Regions from separate parts of the Mus musculus genome. Here regions 1 and 2 are each linked to region 3. A link is a contact called in ENCODE Hi-C or POLR2A ChIA-PET data. All regions are on one chromosome and are shown on one strand. The core of a region is the stretch at or near the end of the contact, and the rest is flanking DNA. Distances in the headings are between cores, read along the strand shown. Region 1 holds the start of Slc25a35 (solute carrier family 25, member 35). Region 2 holds the start of Tmem107 (transmembrane protein 107). Region 3 holds the start of Ctc1 (CTS telomere maintenance complex component 1).

The links. A loop is a pair of places that touch in the nucleus more often than their neighbours do. ChIA-PET counts read pairs that join two places held with the same protein, here RNA polymerase II (POLR2A).
Region 1: a map of heart shows a loop between it and region 3 (2.0-fold over the local background). The contact joins the promoter of Slc25a35 here to the promoter of Ctc1 in region 3. A Hi-C loop is called at or near these places in 1 of 37 maps with a recorded cell type or tissue (heart). POLR2A ChIA-PET finds 5 or more read pairs at or near these places in 4 of 5 experiments (Patski and embryonic stem cell).
Region 2: POLR2A ChIA-PET joins it to region 3 with 10 read pairs in embryonic stem cell. The contact joins the promoter of Tmem107 here to the promoter of Ctc1 in region 3. POLR2A ChIA-PET finds 5 or more read pairs at or near these places in 4 of 5 experiments (Patski and embryonic stem cell).

What each region holds. Positions count from the first base shown.
Region 1 is chr11:68,966,109-68,970,391 of GRCm38, forward strand. It overlaps Slc25a35 (solute carrier family 25, member 35), which reads left to right and starts at 2,023. Exons shown (of 5, transcript NM_028048.2): 1 at 2,023-2,929. The coding sequence starts at 2,555.
Region 2 is chr11:69,068,611-69,073,039 of GRCm38, forward strand. It overlaps Tmem107 (transmembrane protein 107), which reads left to right and starts at 2,199. Exons shown (of 5, transcript NM_025838.2): 1 at 2,199-2,423; 2 at 2,614-2,681; 3 at 2,764-2,864; 4 at 3,813-3,909; 5 at 4,136-4,429. The coding sequence starts at 2,337. The coding sequence ends at 4,205.
Region 3 is chr11:69,013,348-69,017,704 of GRCm38, forward strand. Ctc1 (CTS telomere maintenance complex component 1) reads left to right here and starts at 2,564. Exons shown (of 23, transcript NM_001013256.2): 1 at 2,564-2,818. The coding sequence starts at 2,786.

The DNA of each region.
Region 1 (4,283 bases), core at 773-3,272, 48 kb before region 3:
TTCTCTGAAGGGGTGGGAGTGTGTGTGGGGGGGTAGAATAACTCATGCCTTTAATATCAGCACTCAGGATGCAGAAGCAGGTGAATCTCTGAGTTCGAGGCCAGCCTAGTCTTCAGGGTGAGTTCCAGTACAGCCAGGGCTACACAGAGGAACCCTGTCTCAAAACAAAGCAACAAAACTGGGTCCTGTGAAAGATCAGCCACTTGCTCTTATTTGCTGCCTTTAATCCCAGCACTTGGGAGACAGAGGCAGGCAGATTTCTGTGAGTTTGAGGTGAGCCTGGTCTACAGAGTGAGTTCCAAGACAGCCAGGGCTACACAGAGAAACTCTGCCTTGAGAAAGAATAAAAATTACTTAAAAAAAAACCAAAACAAACAAATAAACAAACAAAAAAAACCTTAAAATCTGTCAATCTCTTGGGCATCTGGTATTAAAGACAGAAAGTGTCACCCAGTAATGCTGAATGTTAAGCACCCAGGGGGACTTAGTGAAAGAATGTGGGGGTCCACCTGCAGAGTTCTTCTGGTTCAGGGAGTTTCCAGTGAGACTGGATGTATTTCTAAGTTCTCAGGCACTACTGCTGCTATAGCCACCATACTTTTGAGAACCCTAGGCTTTAAGCTCAGGGTGTGAAGCCAAGTGTGGTGTCACCCAGTAGGGCAGCAGGCTGGAAATCTTCAGCACTCCACATGCTGAGGCAGGAGGATTTTGAGTTTGAGGCTCCTAAAGGCTACACACAGCAAAGTTGTCTGGCAAACAACCTAAGACTCAGATCTGCCTCTCTCCCACCCCCAAGCTTCTAGAGTTTCCAGTATCGTGAAGTAGGGAAATTAACCACTAGCTAAGAACAATAGGAATGTTTTTGAGGTATTCCTAAAAATAGGTATGTTTGAGGAACAAAGTAGAATGAGGCTGAATAGGGACAACTTGAAAAGCCATCAGAAGATGCTCAACCTGACCTGAACGTCACCAAAGAAAGCTGCGGGGACCTCGGGGAAGTGGGAAGAGTTCTGTCAACTCCAGACTTCCCAGTAAATTACTGAGCGTGTAACACAAGGGCAACCTCTCCTTTGGAGTATGTCCCACAGATATTATCTCATTTTACAAGGGGTTCCTGAGAAGATAAGAAACTTGCCCACGGTCATCTATATAGTAGGAAGGAAAATATAAACCGGAATTCAGCGCTAAGCAGGGTAGTTGACTCAGGTGAGCCCTCTGCTTCTTCCTGCCGCCCAAATGACGCCACCTAAACTCCTACCTTCTTTCTCCAAGCTTTCTCTTTAAGCTCTTTTCCAGCCTCCCCCCCCCCCGGGCTCTTTCATAATTATTCATACGAATGAAGCAAGGACAAGAAACAAGTCTGTTTCTGTAACCTAAGCCTCGCTGAGGAGGAGATGGAAATCCTTGTCTTGACCTGCCCGGCCTCCTCTAGGTCATTGTGACGATCAAGAGCTTAATAAGATCAAGGTTTTGTTTTTTTTTTTTTTTTTCCCCTGGCTGGCCTTCAGGCCTCCCTCCCTGGGCGCCCGCAGCTGGCCACACCCTGGTACTAGACCCTACAGTTTACTCGGCCTTAGGGGATGGGTGCTGTCCAGCAGGTGTGTACCATCGCCCCGGCGGGCGGGACTGCAGTTTCCGGACTATCCTGGCATCCGAACAGCGCTGGGCGTGTCTGCGGTCAGGCAAACCCCAAACAGAGATGACCTGGGATTGAGGACGATCGCAGAGAGCCCGCCACCCACAGGAGTCGCTGCCCAACCCTCCGCGCTCAGCCTCTGCATCCCGGCCCACCCCAGTTCCTGGACAGTGATTAACAAAAACAAAAACCAAAAACATCTCCCCGCCTCCGGCACCCTCCCAATGCCAGGCCTGGGAGCCGGGGCGAGGAGAGTTAACCCAACCCGTTTTAGTTGAGGCCGAGGGCCCGGCCGATGGCAGCGCCTCCCATTGGCTGCTGAGCCGGCTCTTCGCTGATTGGCTGAGGCGCTCGGCTGCAGCTCTTGGAGAGTCCCCATTGGCGCTGCGTTCCAAGGACCCGAGAGTGGCCGCCCGGCCTCTGCAGACTACCTCGGGTAAAGGTGCTCTAGCTCCCGCAGCTACTTTGCCACGCTTATTCTTAGCCGGAATCCTAACTTCTTTCACAACCCTCCTCTCGCTGTTGTCGAGCCACCTTCGGCTTTTCCCTCTGATTCTTTTTCTGTTGTTGCTTTTCTTTTTCCTGCTTCTCCAGCTACCATTTCGTAACTCCGTTTTCCTAAGATACGCTCTGGTACCCCCATCCTAGGCATTCCCACCTGCCAGCTTCTAACTTCTGCTCCTCCCTGATCTCAGTTCCCTTGTCAACAGGGCCTTGTTGCCATACCCTACTACACTCCTCTTTCTTTCCTTTTGCTACCTTCTGATCCCCAAACTCCCTCTAACCTCACTTGACTTCTTGACATTTGACCCAGACAATTTAGCTCTCTTAAATTTCTACCTGTTGCAGCCTGGGCTTCAAAGAGCCAGGTGTTGTTCATATCCATCCCTGCTTTCTGAAGCTGTTTCTACCTTTACCATGGACTTCTTAATGAGTGGTGTAGCAGCCTGTGGAGCCTGTGTGTTCACCAATCCCTTGGAGGTTGTGAAGACCAGAATGCAATTGCAGGGAGAACTGCAGGCCCCAGGCACCTACCAGCGCCACTACCGAAACGTCTTCCACGCCTTCTTCACCATTGGCAAGGTGGATGGCCTAGCTGCCCTGCAGAAGGGCCTGGGCCCTGCGCTCTTGTACCAGTTCTTGATGAATGGCATCCGACTGGGCACCTACGGGCTGGCAGAGTCTCGGGGTTACCTGCACACTAATGAAGGCACCCACAGTCCTGTCCGCAGCGCCGCAGCTGGGGCCCTTGCTGGGGTCATGGGAGCATATCTGGGAAGCCCAATCTACATGGTAAGAAGAGGGGTCTGTCTGGTCTGGGGCTTTCAGAAAAGACTTTTGGCAGAGGGTGGGAGCCTGCCCTTTACAAAGGCATTGGTGACAGGGTGCTGTGCCCCATAAGCAGAAAATGGCACAGGAAAATGCTGGCAAGCTTCAAGGCCTTCTGATCTGCCTTATACACAGACACCCAACAGACTCTGCAATGTGTTGATGAAGATTACAGACTTAGCGTAAGGAGAACTCCTTTGAGTTGGGGTGTCATTTGTTTGTTGAGGCAGGGTCTCCCTATATTGTAGTATCAACACTTGCTCTTGTAGCCCAGCCTGGCTTCTAACTACAGTCCACCCTGAGTCTTCTCAGTGCTTCAGTTAACAGGTATGCATCCTAGCGGTATGCATTCAACTGAACTTTGAATCACACTTCCTAGCACTCATTGTTGCCATGTTGATAAGACAGGAATAATTATAGACTCTTGTGAAGTTGCTGAGAGGACTGAAGGAGACACATGAGATGTACATATGAAGGGTTCATATAGATCCCGGCAGATGGTGGGCATCTGACAATATTCCTCTCTTCTCTTCTCTTCTCTTCTCTTCTCTTCTCTTCTCTTCTCTTCTCTTCTCTTCTCTTCTCCTCTCCTCTCCTCTCCTCTCCTCTCCTCTCCTCTCCTCTCCTCTCCTCTCCTCTCCTCTCCTCTCCTCTCTCTCTCTCTCCTCTCTCTCTCTCCCCTCTCCCCCTCTCCTCTCTCTCCTCTCTTTCCTCTCTCTCCTCTCTCTCCTTTCTCTCCCCTCTCTCTTTCCCTCTTTTCCCTTGATACAGGCAGAGCCTGGCTATATGACCCAGGCTAATGGGAAACTCACTAGGAACCCAAGCTGGCGTGAAGCTCTTGCTCCTCCTTGCCTGTGCCACCCAGATGCTCTGATTACCAATATGTGCCACCATGCCCAGTGCAGCTTTTACTGTCTTATTCCTGGGGCTGACTTTGTGTAGAAGGATGAGGAATCTGAGAAACAGGCGTCACGAAGTGTAGGTCAGGAAAGTCCCGGGCATCACAGAATTGTACACACTCTCACAACTTGCTCCTGTGAGTTATCAGATGGTGAAGGGCTGGAAGCCTGGATCCAGAGAGGGTTGGTGTCCTGCTCAAGGTCACACAGCTGTTCGTTACTGGGACTAGGCCAGGCTTAGTGAGCCAAGGAGATGATCTTACAGGAGCGCCAACTTGGTCTCACTCCTAGTGTATGAGATTTGAGGACAAAGGCATCTTCAAAAATCAGCTGAATTTGTGCCCTTAGGGTAGTCTTGACAGGGAGGCTGGTGGAGGTGGCAGCTGGAGATCTGATCTGGAATGGGAGCTGGCATAAGA
Region 2 (4,429 bases), core at 949-3,448, 55 kb after region 3:
TGTGTGTGTGTATGTGTGTGTTGAGTGTGATTGTGTGTGGTGTGTTAAGTGTGAGTATGAGTGTATGTGTGAGTGTGTGTGCATGTGTGTGTTGAGTGTGTGTGTGTGTGTGTGTGTGTGTGTAGTTTCCAGAAGAGGGCACTGGATCTGGAGATACAAGAAGTTGTAAGCAGCACCATACGAGTGCTGGGAACTGAATTTAACAAGAGTATTCTGTGCTCTTTCTTTCAACAGAGGGTTTCTGTGTAGCCTTGGCTGTCCTGCTTTGTAGACCAGGCTGGCCTTGAACTCACAGAGATCTGTCTGCCTCTGCCTCCTGAGTGCTAGGATTAACACCTGGTGCAAGGATTAATCACTAAGCCATTTCTACATTTTTTTTTGTAGAGACATTTTAGTTTTTTCCTTTTATTGAGCTGACTATATAACCTAGCATGACCTTGAATTTCTAAACCTCTTTCCCCCACCTCCCAAATGCTGGGACTATAGGTGTTTCCCCCTATCCAGCTTAAGACTCAATTTTATATGAAAAAGTTATAGTTTCACCATATAGGAGCTTGAGTGGAGCTCAGTAGTAAAGTAATCATTTAGCGTGGTCCATACCCTGTGTTTGATCCCCAGTGCAGCCCACAGGCAGAAGCTTCAATAAGTAGGAGCTGAATATATAAGGACATTCAATGCTATAGATTATTCTTTGTGTTTTAGAATGCCATTCTCTGCGTTGATAATACTATAGGGTCTCAGAAGGGAAGATGGGAGGATGGCTCAGTGGAGGGTGCTTACCTACCTATATGTAAGAGGCCTGGAGCTTATCTCCAATACTGAAAAAAAAAATCAGGAAATTACATGATTACAATGCTGTTGTTTAAGTTACAAACCCTATACAAAACTTGCCAAGCATCTCACCTCAGTCTTTTATAATAAAAGGGGGCGAGGGGGGGGCAATTCTTTTGCCTGGTTTGGGATCTCAGGTTCAGTTAGACACCCCCCTACCCCCCGTTCATTTAGAAGACCTCCAGTCTGTCTTTCATGACCTTTAACTGGCTTAGGAAAGGGAACCCCATGTATTACTTTAGGGAGACAGAATCATTTCTTCTTCTTCTTCTTCTTCTTCTTCTTCTTCTTCCTCCTCCTCCTCCTCCTCCTCCTCCTCCACCTCCTTCCTCTCTCTCTCTGCCAATTCCTTGAAACAAAAATTTAAGAAGTATCTATTTTCAAAGCTTCCCTTTGATATTATTCTAGTATTATCTTTTAATTTAAAAAAATTATAGCACGCATTACCTCGCTGGGTTTTGTTCTTGTTTTGGCTGTTATCAATCTCCCCACCTAGAATATAACCTGGAGGGACTTTATCGAGGTACTCTCAGATTTGGGGCACAGTGCCTGGCATCTGGGAGACATCAAATATTTGTTGAATAGATGAAATCCCTCTGGTCCTGAGCCTTGTCTTTTGGGCTGGTTTAGAGGCACAAAGAAAAAGGAATGGAGGGACCAGAGAGTGCAAGTGGGATGGGAGGTCCATTGACATGGGACTTGATTGTGAACTGGAAAGTGCTGAGAACTTTCCGATTCTCCGATCTGCAGGGATTTCATCCGAAGCCCCAAATCGGTCACATCACCCTAAGAAGAGGTTCTTGGTCTGTAACTGAGCAATGTCCGGGGCCTAACAACTCAGAGCAAGAGTGAAATCGGTGGTGGGTCAGCGTCCCAGCCTAGGCTAAGCGCAAGCAGTTCCAGTCCCCCGCTCCATTCTTCACCCTTTCAGATCCCCTCGGTTCCCGAGGCAGTCACCTCACCCACATCCAATTTTAACCATCCCAAGGCTGCTCATTTCTGCACTCGGCAAATCTCTCATGACACGGAGACAAGTTATTTAGGAAGAAATTAGAGTCATTCTTCGGCAAAGTTTTGCTCTAGGGCGGAAGGGGGAGTCCTCTGACAACCAGGGGCTAGGGGACTTAGCCTGACCCTGGGACAAGCTCGGTGCATCAGCCTCTCCTCGTTCGTCCCCTCGACTCCTAGCGCCCAAGGCAGTGAGTGGGAAGCACAGGAGAAGGGAGGATTTGGTGGTTCTGGCTGCATCCTCTTGGGTCCATCAACGGCTCACGTACCGCGCCTATAGACGTTGGTAGAGGGAGCAGCACTATCGCGAGACTTCCGAAAGCAGCAGCGTGGCGCTTGCGGACGCAGTTACCATGGCAGCCGGGCGGCGCCCGAGCGCGCGGGAAGGACACTTAAGTAGAGAGGTCTGGCCTGCTTGCTCAGGGAGACTTGATGAGTGACCCACCCCAGACTTCCAACCTCAAAACCCACGGCCTCCACTCGAGGCCCCCGAGGCCATGGGTCGGATCTCCGGGCTCGTGCCCTCTCGGTTCCTGACGCTCTTGGCTCATCTGGTGGTTGTCATCACGTTGTTCTGGTCCCGGGTAAGACGCGGACAGGGCGCGCGTGCGCGTGCCCTCCTGGCCCTCCCATTCTCATCTTGGAGTGGACCCAGCTCAGCTCAGTCCACTCACACAGGGTCCGTTCGTTGCTCCGTTCCCCGGCCCCTTCCCAACTTGTCCCCGCAGCCCCATTCCTCTTTTGACATTTCTTTCTTTCTGCCCGGCTCGCCAGGAAAGCAACATCCAGGCTTGCCTGCCTCTCAAATTCACCCCGGAGGAATACGAAAAGCAGGACAACCAGTGAGCTCTTGGGGCGGGGTGAGAGTGCAGGGGTCTTCAACAGAATCCAGAAACCTTGGTCCAAGCCCTTTTCTCTCTGCAGGCTGGTAGCCGCGCTCTGTCTCACCCTGGGCCTCTTTGCAGTGGAGCTGGCTGGCTTCCTCTCAGGAGTCTCCATGTTCAATAGCACCCAGAGCCTCCTCTGTATCCTTTTTATTTGGCCATCGTCCTCAGGTGACTCATCCCAGTTACCACTCTTTCCACCTCTGTAGGCCTTTGGGGCACAAGTGTCTGCTCTACATGGTAAACCGAATCTCTCTCTAGGTGAGAGGTTTTAGACACTGTTGGGGAATTAATAGACTTCAAACATTCGTTAAATCCGGATGTGAGCCAGGTTCTGGCGATCCCTGGATGGGAGTAAAATCATTTTATCCCGTTTGAAGAGGTGGCAGACAAACATCTGTAAATCAGTGTGATTAAACAGTATGCTTGTAGGTGTGTGTAAAATACAAAGCACTATGGGAACTCAGAAGGGACCAAGAAAATAGAGCCCAGGTGTGGTTCTGCAAGCCTTTAATCCTAGTGCACGGGAGGCAGGGGCAGGTGAATTTTTTGGGTTTTTTTAAATCTTATTTTACTTATATATTTAGGTTATCTAAGACAGGGTTTCTCTATGTAGACCTAGGCTGTCCTGGAACTCAGTAGACCAGGCTGGCCTCGAACTCCGAAATCCACCTGCCTCTGCCTCCCAAGTGCTGGATTAAAGGCATGCACCACCACTGCCTGGCTTGTTTTGTTTTGTTTGTTTGTTTGTGTTTTTAAAAAGGTAGCTCTTTACTCTTGAATTGTGGACAAGGAAGACCAGGGCACTGGAGAAATCCCCAGTGTATCAGATCTGTAGGTATTCTTGTGTGGCCTAGGGCATATATGACATTAACCTTCCCAGAAGTGTACAGAGTGTACAGGGAGAGGTCCTATCAAAGCAAACTCAGCTCTGGTCTCTTACACATAACTGTCCATAAATTCAGAAGGCATTGGCTGCCAACTCTGGCGCTTGTCTTAAGGGAAGGGTACAAGCTGAACCCAAGTCCAGGTACCAACGGGGCCCATCACGAACCGATTACTTTCCTTGACCCCCTCTGTATTGTTAAGCCATTGCAGCCCACTGTAGCGCGTCTGTGGCCCTGTCTTTCTTCGTATTCGAGCGATGGGAATGTACCACGTACTGGTACATTTTTACCTTCTGCAGGTGCCCTAGCACCCAATATTTTGGAATGGGGGGGGGTGGTGGAAAATCGATCCCAAATCTGAAGGTTTCCCCCACCTAGACCTTTCCTGCACATGTGAAATTGGTAGAGTTTTGAAGAGTCATACCCACCCTAACCCACCCGCATATAAGGTTTGGAGGTTCAAGTGTTTGGGTTGGAAGGGGCTCTAACTCCCCCCCCTCCCCCGCGGCCCCGTACTTTTCACAGCGCCTTCCCAGCTGTCACTGAAACTGCATTATTCATCGCTGTCTTTGGGCTGAAAAAGAAACCCTTCTGATCACAATCCGGGTGTAGGGACCAAGGCTGGAAAAGTGATGAAGCTTCCTCCCACTGCTGCAAGAAAAAGGCAGAGGCTTCAGTTTTCTCTCGCCCAAGTCCCTTGCTCCTCCCAACTGCGGCTAAGCAGAGGATGGCAGTGTTGGAATAAGATCTCTCAAATCTTGGATTATAATTTTATTAGAGTTTTGTAATAAAATTTATTTTATAACAAGAGCAAGGCGT
Region 3 (4,357 bases), core at 1,314-3,813:
GCCAGGGCCAAAAAAAATGGGAATGGGTGGGTAAGGAAGTGGGGGGGAGGGTATGGGGGACTTTTGGGATAGCATTGGAAATGTAATTGAGGAAAATATGTAATAAAAATATTAAAAAAAATAAATAAAGGAGGCTGAAGTTGTAAAAGAGGCTTTAATATTGGGTGTGGGGGATTCATGCTTTGAAGAAAAGAGAAAAAAATACGCATCTCTGATATAATAGGGGATATAGTTTTAAGTTCCACGTTTTTGTGTGTACAGGATAGCTTGTAACCCAGGCTGACCTTGAATCCCTGATATTCCTATCTTCATTTCTCAAGTGCTAATTGTGGAGTTGTAACATCAAATTTTCACTGTATCGTTCAAGCTGTCCTTGACATAATCTTTCTAGGTGGCTGAAACTACAACAAACCACCACACTGGCTCCAAACGGTTTTTTTTTTTTTTCCTGATTTTTCGAGACAGGATTTCTCTGTGTAGCCCTAGAACTCACTCTGTAGATCAGGCTGGCCTTGAACTCAGAAATCCGCCTGCCTCTGCCTCTGCAGTGCTGGGATTAAAGGTGAGTGCCACCACGCTCGTGCCACCACGCTCGGCCAAACTTTTCTTTTATCAAGAGCTTATGAACCTGTCCTGCTGATACAAGCCTATAATCTCCCCAGAGGAGACAGGAAGATCAGGGGTCCCCCTTGGCCAAAGAGCAAATTCAAGATCCAATATGGTGCTATAGGATACACCACCTGTCTCAAAACAACAAACACAACAGAAACATAAAACAACAAAACAAAACAAAAACAAACAAACAAAACCTCTAAAAAGCCTGTTACTGAAGGCAATGCTAGTCATTGACTAGGTAGCTCCATTTTGCTTTTAAGTAGACACTGGGTGTTTATTTATCATTTTCTTTTTTCCTTCCTTATGAAGTTGAGTCTTTCCTCCCTTCAGTAAATTTGAATGTCAGGATCAACAGGCCTGCTTGAAGAATGTCTTAAAAGAAACTAATAAAACCCCTTAAACAGAGACTCTCTTGTGCTACAAAATCTTTAGTTGAGACACGGCTACTAGGGTGGGGCTTTTGCCCCAACTTCTCTTTCATCACCACAGTGCATATTTCATGACAGAAGGAGTTGTTTGCATCAAAAGTGAAGCTGAATGAAGGGATACAGTAATTTGCAGGTGTAATACTTTGTTGTTTTTCTTTTGTTTGTTTGTTTCCAAACAGGGTTTCTCTGTATAGCCCTGGATGTCCTGGGACTCACTCTGTAGACCAGGCTGGCCTGGAACTCAGAAATCCACCTGCCTCTGCCTCTGCCTCTGCTGGGGTTAAAGACATGCGCCACTACTGACTGGCTACTTTGTTGGTTGTTTTTTTTTTTTTTTTTTTTAATGTAACCCTGGCTGCTTTAAACTCAGGAAGATTCTCCTGCCTCCTGAATGCTGGGATTACTGCACTGCCACATGGTTCCTTTTCTATCTTGCTTTTTATGTGTTTGAGTGTTTTGCTTGCATGAATGTATGTGTACCACGTGTGCAGTTACTCAAAAGGTAGCGCCAGAGCCGGGCCACCTTTAATCCCAATACTCGGGAGGCAGAGGCAGGTGGATTTCTGAGTTCGAGGCCAGCCTGGTCTACAAAGTGAGTTCCAGGACAGCCAGGGCAATAGAGAGACCCTGTCTCGAAAGACAAAAAAACAAAACAAAACAAAACAAAACAACAACAACAACAACAAAGGTAGCGCCAGGTCTCCTGGAACTGGAATGCCAGACAATCTCCTCGCTTTGCTTTTTCTTCCTTTCTTCTTCCTTTCTTCCTTCCTTTCTTTCTTCCTTCCTTCCTTCCTTCCTTCCTTCCTTCCTTCCTTCCTTTCTTTCTTTCTTTCTTTCTTTCTTTCTTTCTTCTCCATATATTTTGCCTGTTTTCCCGTCAATCTCCTTGCCTCAGAACAAGAGGGTTTTTGTTTTGTTTTCTTCAATGAATATACCCCGATCCTATGTGCCTGCCACATAGATGAATTCTGTTTCCTCCGCCAGTACTGAGCTCTTGATTGCCTGACTGACTGAATTAGGAAAAGCAAAGGCTTTCATGAATTGAGTCACATATGGCCACCAAATTCTTTAGCAAAAATTAGTTCTAGACATTAGAGTAAAAAACAAATTTAAAAAGACTTGCTAAATGCAGCAGTGGCTTAAGTCCACTGCACATATCACATATGCTAATGGTGTCCCGTGGCTCCCTTTTTTGTCCTCACTTCGTAGTTCTGGCTGGCCTGAAATTCACTATGAAGAGCAGGTTAGGCTGAAACTCAAAACTCGCAGAGATCCCCCTGCCTCTGCACCCGGATTGCTGGGATTAAAGGCACATGCGATATCCCATCTAGTCTGTGGCTACTTTTAAATTGCACATCTCTGCTTGACAAGATCAGGGAGACTGAAAATTTTAGGTGTTATGAGCCAAGTGACTGTGCGCTCGAGCGGTCTCCCGCCCGCCCCACCCCACGTGAAACACTAGGATCCGGACGCGCCGTCACTATAGAAGGAAAACAGGCCAGATCTGGTGACGCACATCTGTAATTCCCGCCTTTAGGAGTCAGAAGCGGAAGGGTCGCTGCAAATTTAAGGCCAGTAGGCTCCTTACGGCAAGTTCACCGCAAAAGGTCCCTGACGCCCCAGTACCCTGGTGGATGCAGAGGGAAGAGGCAGTGCTGCTCCCTGACGTCACAGGTTCCCTCCCGTGAGCACTTGCGCCCGGAGTTCGCGCGTTCTTCAGGGTAGGGGTTTGGCTCATCATGGCTGCTTGCCGAGCACAACCACCTACCTCCGTGAGTGCTGTTTGTGTGATTCTCGTGGGTTTTTTGTTTTGTTTTCCCTTCTTGTCCTGAATTTCTTTTCTTCCTATACTCCTTCCATCCATTGCCCATGGTCTTGGCCTGGGGAGCGGAGGCTTTTCCGGCCCTTTGTTCCAGGGTCGACCTAGCCTGGAATACGTCTCCGCCCACTGTCGAAGGTTTACGCTCTGTGGGAGATTAGCCTTGCTGGTTGTTGTGGTTACAGGGGCCCTCTGATTTAGCTGGTTTGGGAAAGGAGAAACGCCCCAGTCCTTGGATGGGTACCCCGGTTAGCTAAGCGGGAAAGCATCAGAAAACGGTACTAGGCAGCAGAAGCCATTTTGCTAAGCAAGAGTTAAAGCAAATATCGTTTGAAAAGCTAAATGCCATTGGGTGGAGGTGGAGGGGTCAGAAGGAATAGTGAACTGTCTTGACTTGCTAAGCAACAACTTCTTGGTAGTTGTTAGTGGTCTTTTTATGACAGCGTCACGTTAACATCACCTGGTGCTTGCTATGTAATTCACTGGGCTAGCCTCTACATGTCTCGCACTTGGTGGCCCTTTTTGGACAAAGGAGTGGTTGTTTGAGATTTGGGTCTTACTTTACTGAAGTGTACTGTGGACGGTTGAGCTGAAAGACCATGGTTGAAAACAGAGTCTATGGTATCTTCTTCCACTACAGCAGTGTTAGTGTTGGGGTACCAGAGGTAAAGAGAAGGCCAAGCATGGTGGTTTACACCTTTAATCCCAGCACTGAGAGGCAGACAGATCTCTTGTGAGTTCGAGGCCAGTCTACATAGTGAGTTCCATGACAGCCAGCGCTATGATGAGAAACCCTGTCTTGAAGAACAAACAAACCCAAAGGAGTAAGACATTAGAATTTAAAGGGGTGGATATTGTAAATGACAGGGAGCCAGTTAAGGAGTAGCCAAGGATTCAAGCTAGCTGGCTGATCAGTGAACATGGCTTTAGTGCTGGAGTGGTTTTAAAGAGGACATTTGTGCTGCAGTGCTGGGCAGAGTGATGAGACCAGCTCTCAGGAGAGAGAACTCTCAGCTAAAGGAGAGATCCTTGAGCAACAGTCCTCTTTTAAAGGTCGTTCGTTCAAGGTAGACGATGCAGTCGGGTGTGGTGGTCCAAGCCTTTAATCCCAGCAGTTGGGAGGCACAGGCAGGCAGGCCTGGTGTATATAGCAAGTTACAGGGTAGCAAGACTCCATGGTGAAACCCTGTTTTAAAAACAACAACCACCACAGCAAACGTAGGCAATTCAAGTATTTGAGGGTATAGTGTTAGGCTTACATTATACAAAATGAATCTTGGGGTTATCCAAAATACAGACCTGTTTCATTTGATTCGGTAAATGTCCTTAGTTTCCCTTTTCCCCTCGAACAACCAACGGCAAAAGCCAAAGTCTTCCCTATGTAACTGAGTCTTCCCTCAAAATATACTGTGTAAGTAGGGCATGGTGGCGCACGCCTTTAATCCCAGCACTCGGGAGGCAGAGGCAGCGGATTTCTGAGTTCAAGGCCAGC